Regions from separate parts of the Homo sapiens genome. Here region 1 is linked to region 2. A link is a loop called in an ENCODE intact Hi-C map of the cell type or tissue named here. Cell type or tissue: heart left ventricle. All regions are shown on one strand. Links, peaks and the distances in the headings refer to the core of each region. The heading gives the core; the rest is flanking DNA. Region 1 overlaps NOL4L (nucleolar protein 4 like). Region 2 overlaps MYLK2 (myosin light chain kinase 2).

The links. Peaks named below come from ENCODE experiments on the same cell type or tissue, not always from the same donor. Only the 100,000 strongest peaks of a DNase experiment are listed, where the experiment ranks them.
Region 1: it touches region 2 in a loop (2.7-fold over the local background); 3 of 110 quality-filtered maps call a loop at or near these places.

The regions. Positions count from the first base shown.
Region 1 is chr20:32,456,047-32,458,939 of GRCh38, reverse strand. It overlaps NOL4L (nucleolar protein 4 like), which reads left to right. Exons shown (of 11, transcript NM_001256798.2): 6 at 2,545-2,822. Among named protein-coding and RNA genes, the nearest start is that of ASXL1, 99 kb to the right of the region's middle. RefSeq lists enhancers at 1-522, 523-1,438, 1,439-2,354 and silencers at 1,136-1,285, 1,716-1,765, 1,776-2,045. In heart left ventricle, for the core only: CTCF peaks have their summits at 1,605 and 1,805 (motif pointing right); DNase peaks (open chromatin) are centred at 1,339 and 1,829; H3K4me3 peaks cover 1,226 bases.
Region 2 is chr20:31,831,795-31,834,687 of GRCh38, reverse strand. It overlaps MYLK2 (myosin light chain kinase 2), which reads right to left. Exons shown (of 13, transcript NM_033118.4): 11 at 2,833-2,893; 12 at 2,552-2,684; 13 at 4-971. The coding sequence ends at 891. Among named protein-coding and RNA genes, the nearest start is that of FOXS1, 12 kb to the left of the region's middle. RefSeq lists an enhancer at 12-642. In heart left ventricle, for the core only: CTCF peaks have their summits at 899 and 1,100; a DNase peak (open chromatin) is centred at 1,107; H3K27ac peaks cover 701 bases.

The sequences.
Region 1 (2,893 bases), core at 314-2,813, 620 kb before region 2:
AGGCTCCAGGAGCACCCTGAGCAGCGTGTCTCTGGAGCTCACAGTGGCGGAGGGCAAGTCCATCTTCTCGGGAAAACCTGATTGGGAGGTGGGTGGTGGGATGATGGGATGTCACTTCTGGGCCTATGTAGGGTGTGGCACTGCAGCCAGCCTTGGGCCTGGTGCCTGTGATGAAGGCAGTGACCACTTGCTCACTGTGTGCCAGGCACGATGCCCACTGAGGAGCAGCCCCTCATTCCAGAGGAGGAATCTAAGGCCCTCCAAGGTCAAGCAAGTGGCCTGTGAGGGTGGTGTCGGTATGTGAAGTCGCACCTGCAAGGTGGGTGAAGGATGGGCCCCCTGCAGCTCATGGGAGCGTGGGTAACCAGCCAGTATGGGTGTCATCCCTGTCCCCCGTGGAGGCTCCTGGACCTCAGGTGCAGGGGCTTCTCTGGTGACAGGGTCTGTCCTGGTGGGGCAGATGGCCCTCACGATGACCCTGGGCCAGGGGAAGGGAGCATGAGGATCCCTGGCAGGGCCGGGCAGCAAGCTGGGGTTGGAGGCGTGAGTGCCTCCTTCCTAGGGACAGTGGAGAAAAGTGCCAGCCTGAAGTGGCAGTGTGGAACCAGACCTTGAAGGCTGGCTGCCATCTGCTCAGCTGGAGGTGTCATGGCAGGCAGATTGCAGAGCTCCAGCACAGGATAGTGAGGCTGGGCTGGGGGACTGCAGAGGTCACAGGACTGAGAGTGCCAGTGGCTGTGGGCCGGACTCTTACTCAGCTACAGGAAAGCATGGGACAGGGGAGTGAGGATTAGGCCTGGCTCTCACAGGTGGGATGTGGGTGGCCTGGGCGCTGGAGAGCAGCCAGTGGGAGCTGCATGAGGAGCTGGTCTGGTTCCCGGGTGGAGGAAAGTGGGCACCCCCATTCTCACAATTCACCTTCCCTGTTACCCACGAGGCTGAGTAAGGCACATCTGTCCCCCAGGAGGTCTGGCACCTTGGTTGCAGTCATTACTTTGTTTCCAGGCCAGCACTCAGTAGGTGCTCAGTAAAAATGCTGGGGAATGTGTTGGCTCCAGACTGGGCGCGAGTAGGCTGTGGGGTCCCGGGGACAGCCAGCGCGGGCCGGGACTCCGAGGATGCAGCCAGTGAGGGGCAGCTATGGGCGGGCTTTGAGCAGAGCCCGGAGCTGCCCTGCGGGAGGATGGAGGGAGTGGTGGAGCTAGGCTGCCCGAAGGAGGACAGGACGCCTGGCCCAGGGGACCTGCTGCAGCCGAGGGGGAGGGGTGCACTGCGCCGCCGTGGCCTCCCATCCCCCTCTGCCCGGCCTGGCTGCATGATGGGCAGCCTGGACCCGCCCCCGGGCAGCCGGGAGGCCAGCAATTGGTTGGGGCGCTAGAGCCGCTCGGTCGCCATGGGGACGCTCTGGAGGTGCGCGTGCCCAGTGCCCAGCACCGGGGACTAAATCTTCATAATCTGCCGGCTGGGAGGGTGGGGGTGGGGTCCGGCGTGACCCTGGCCTGGGGGAAGGGGCGGCAGGGCCCGCTGTGACCACCCCTCCCCCACCCACTCTGGGTGCAGGTGTGGAGCCGCCAGGGTCACCCGTACCTCCCCGGGACCCTCGCGGGTGCTCACCTGACAGTGACCCCGGGAGTTCCCGTGCAGCTTCAGCCTCTGCCGTCTCAGCTGAGCAAGCAGGAGGCCGGGGCTGGGGCTGGGGCTGGGTGGGCAGAGAGGCCTGGAATGTATCTGGAACTGTCTGGTCCCCTGGTTAAAGTTTCCTCCCCCGCGCCCGCAGGCTGGCGGTGCCGCGCTCTTTGCGGCAGGGGGCGCCCTCGCAGTGCTTTGCCGGGGCTGCCCACCCTGAGACGCCGGGCAGGCCCACTCGGGGGCCGCGTGCAGACCCCAGACCTTGCAGCCCCGGCTTTGCACGTCCCAGGCCGTGGGGCCTGCACGGAGCGCAGATTCGGGGGCCACCGTGCCTGTGCCTAGGCTGCCAGGGCTGGGCTTGCTTACAGGAGGGAGTGAATGGCTGGAGGTCACAGTAGAGCCATCCTTCCTGCTTCCGGCAGAGGAAGGAGACATTTGAGGGCCCACCGTGGGCAGGGGCTCTGAGAGCTCGAAGCTGCAAGGCAGTGCCCGGCAGCAGGAGCAGGGTGGGTGGGAGGTGCGGTCCTGGGAGCTGGGGAGAAGGGAGAGCCTGGCCGGGCTTCGAGGGCCTCCAGGGCCCTCTGACAGGCCACTCACTCCCAAACCCTTGGAGCTCGGTCTCCCTTAAGCCTGGACATAACGCTTGCGAGTTTGGGGTGCAGGAAGACCCTCCATGCCCTGCACAGCCCTGCCTGGCCACACCCCTCCTGATGGCCCCTCTGTTCTGGCAGAGGGGACCCTGTGGCTGCCTCAGCTGAGGCTGTGGGCTGGGGCAAATTGCCTCTGAGGTGGGGTAGCAGCACTCACCCCAACCCAGGGACACTCATGAGGAGGACACAGGGTGGGATACTCCGAGGTGGCTGCAGTGGCCACAGTGCCTTGGGTGGGGCCTCACACCCAGGCCTCTCATTCCAGATGACTCCTCCTCTGAGAGTGGCAGCGGCAATGGCTCCTCCACCCTGAACCCATCCACGTCGAGCAGCACGCAGGGCGACCCTGCCTTCCCCGAGATGAATGGCAACGGCGCCGTGGCCCCCATGGACTTCACCACGGCCGCCGAGGATCAGCCCATCAACCTGTGTGACAAGCTCCCGCCGGCCACGGCACTTGGCACAGCCTCCTACCCCTCGGATGGCTGCGGTGCCGACGGGCTGCGGAGCCGCGTCAAATACGGGGTGAAGACCACCCCCGAGGTGTGTGGGGCTGGGGGCTGAGTCCATTTCTTTCTGTAAAGGGCTGTCGCGAGGCGAGAATGAAATTGTAT
Region 2 (2,893 bases), core at 109-2,608:
ACATCCAACCTGTACATTTATTTACAAGGCACAAGCTGAGAGCAGACTGGAGGCTGCCCCATGGCCTTCCTAATTCTCCTGGGCCTGCTGACCCCATCATCTGAGGCCATGGGTGACCCCCAAGATGGGGGCCCCGAGTGGTTGGGTTGGGCCGGCTTGGCCCTGAGGCAAGCTCGGGGGTGGTCTCCTGTGTCCCTTGGCTTCTCCCCTCCCCCTCCACCAGGCCTGGGCTGGGCGCCCTCTCTCTCACACAGAGTTCCTGTGTGTTGGTGGTCGCAAGGAAGGTGGGTGGGGGCCAGCCTGGGCCAGATGGTGTGGGCTCGGCCTTATCTGCTGGAGTGGGGAGGTGGCGGGGGCATGGAGGTCCTCTCTCACAAAGCCTGCTCTGTCTTCCCTGGCAGCTGGGCCTTAGGAATCAGCGTTGCAGCCTTTCTGCCCCACCAGGAGCCTCCCATCCACAACCACAGAAGCCCTACATGCTGAGACCCCCCAGCCATGGCACTCCAGCTAGGAGGAGGCCCAGGCTAAGGACTCTCCCAGTGGGGCAAAGCAGGGGTCACCACGGCGGCGGCAGTTCAAAGACGAGGAGCTGGGGAGGGAACCGGGAGCGGCTTCAACGGGGGCCTGGAGTCTGGGGTGTGGCCGACAGGCTGGAGCCCTGTCTGGGGAGGTGCTAGCAGGATGGATCCAGGCCACACTCCGAGGCGGCTCACATCGGGGAAGCGGTCACTGCATGGGGGCGTGGGGAGCCCCGAGCCTCCCAGCCTGGCACAGCCTTGTCCTAACGAGGCTGCCCTGGGGATCTGGCTGCCTTTTCTGGCCTTCTGGGCTGTGTGGCTTCAGCCCCGGCCACTGTGTGGCTGCGTCCAGGCTTCAGCTGCGCCCAGGGCTCAGACCCCCAGAGCCATCAGTGCCCCCGAGCTGCTGATCTTCTTGAAGCGGTTGGCAGCGCTGACAGCAATGAAGTTTTTCTAGAGGGCAGAAGAGAGGGAGTCCCAGTCAACACCAGGGCAGGGGGGCAGCTGCAGGGTGTCTGAGCAGCCTGTAAGTCCCCTTCAGTCCAGGAGGGTCACAGGCTAGAGAAGGTGCAGTGCCCAAAATGGCCACGGGAGGCGCCATGACACTGTATTGTCCAGGAGTCCCCTCACTCAACGGATAGGTCAGCCAGACCTGAACCAAGGACCGCTCTGCTCCAAACACTCCCATGGCTCCAGTTTTGCTCCAAGTAAAAGATAAACCCCTTGCCATGGCCGATGAGTCCCTCCAACTCCTGTCCCCCTCTTCCTCTCTAACTTCATTCCTTACCTCCTTGCTCACTCCACTCCATCCATACTGGCCTCCTACCTGTTCCTCAAACTCTCCAACCACACCTCTGCCTCAGGGCCTTTGCACTGGCTACTCCCTCTGCCCGGAATACTCTTCTCCCAGTATTGGCACGGCTCACCCCTCCCCACCTTCAGGTCTTTGTTCACATGCTTCTCAGTGAGCCCTTCCTGACCCCCCCTATTTAGAAGTGCAGGCTGGGCACAGTGGCTCACACCTGTAATCCCAACACTTCGAGAGGCCAAGGCGGGAGGATTGCTTGCCTGAGCAACATGGCGAGACCTCATCTCCACAAAAATATTTTTAAAATATTAACTGGATGTGGTGGCATATGTCTGTGGTCCCAGCTATTCAGGAGGCCAAAGGAGAGGATCACTTGAGCCCAGAAGGTCAAGACTACAGTGAGCCATGATAGCGCCACTGCACTCCAGCTGGGGAGGCAGAGTGAGACCCTGTCTCTAAAAAAAATAAAAATAAAAGTGCAACCTCTCCCCGGCAGAAGGCCCTTATTTTTTTTCTAAAGTCTTCTTTAACCCTGCCTATTTCCACAGGGCTCTAGAAAATGCCCCACCTCAGCCAGGCACAGTGGCTCACGCCTGTAATCCCAGCACTTTGGGAGGCGGAGGCAGGTGGATCACGAGGTCAGGAGTTCAAGACCAGCCTGGCCAACATGGTGAAACCCCGTCTCCACTAAAAATACAAAAATTAGCCAGGTGTGATGGTGGGTGCCTGTAATCCCAGCTACTTGGAAGGCTGAGGCAGGAGAATTGCTTGAACCTGGGAGGCAGAGGTTGCAGTGGGCCGAGATCACGCCATTGTACCCCAGCCTGGGTGACAGAGCAAGACTGTATTGAAAGAAAGAAAAAAAGATAGAAAATGCCCCATCTCTCACCAAAAGTAACTCCACAAAGACTGAGATCTTTGTCTCTTTTGTCCACTCCTATATCCCAATGCCTAGAAGTAGTAGATGCTCAAGAAATATTTGAAAAATGAAGGAGGGAAGCCAGAGCCCCAGATGGGTGGGGCTGGGTGGAAGGCCGGGTAGAGGTCTCCACTCTAGGACAGGAGCCAGCCCAGGGCAAAAACAGAAAAGTCAACCCTGTCTTCCGGACAGGGCCCAGCCTGGTCAACAGAACCTGCCAAGGCAGGGACGGTGGAGGCTGGGATCTGGCACCAGGAGCTCTTCCCACTAGCAAGCCCTCCCTCCCCACCCTGAATCCAGCGGTACCTTCCAGCGCCTCTTCATGAGGTATTTCTTAAGCAAGATCTGGGACTTAAGGCGTCGGTTACAGCGTTTGGCTTTCTCCGCCAGGTTGTTGAGCCAGGGATGGGCGAGACACTGGGCAGCGTTCATCCGGGCCCTGGGGGAGAGGCAGCATGGTGACGGTGGGCTGCATGCTCGTGAGGCCCCAGGGGCTCAGCTGGCCTCTCTACCTGGCTCCCGCCCTGCCAGCACTCAGACACACTAAGCTTGCACACATACAGTTCAGGTTCTGGGGTGAGCCTCACCTCTGGTCCTTGACGATGAGGTTGGAGACAAAGTCTTTGGCCTCGTCTGATACGGCCTCAA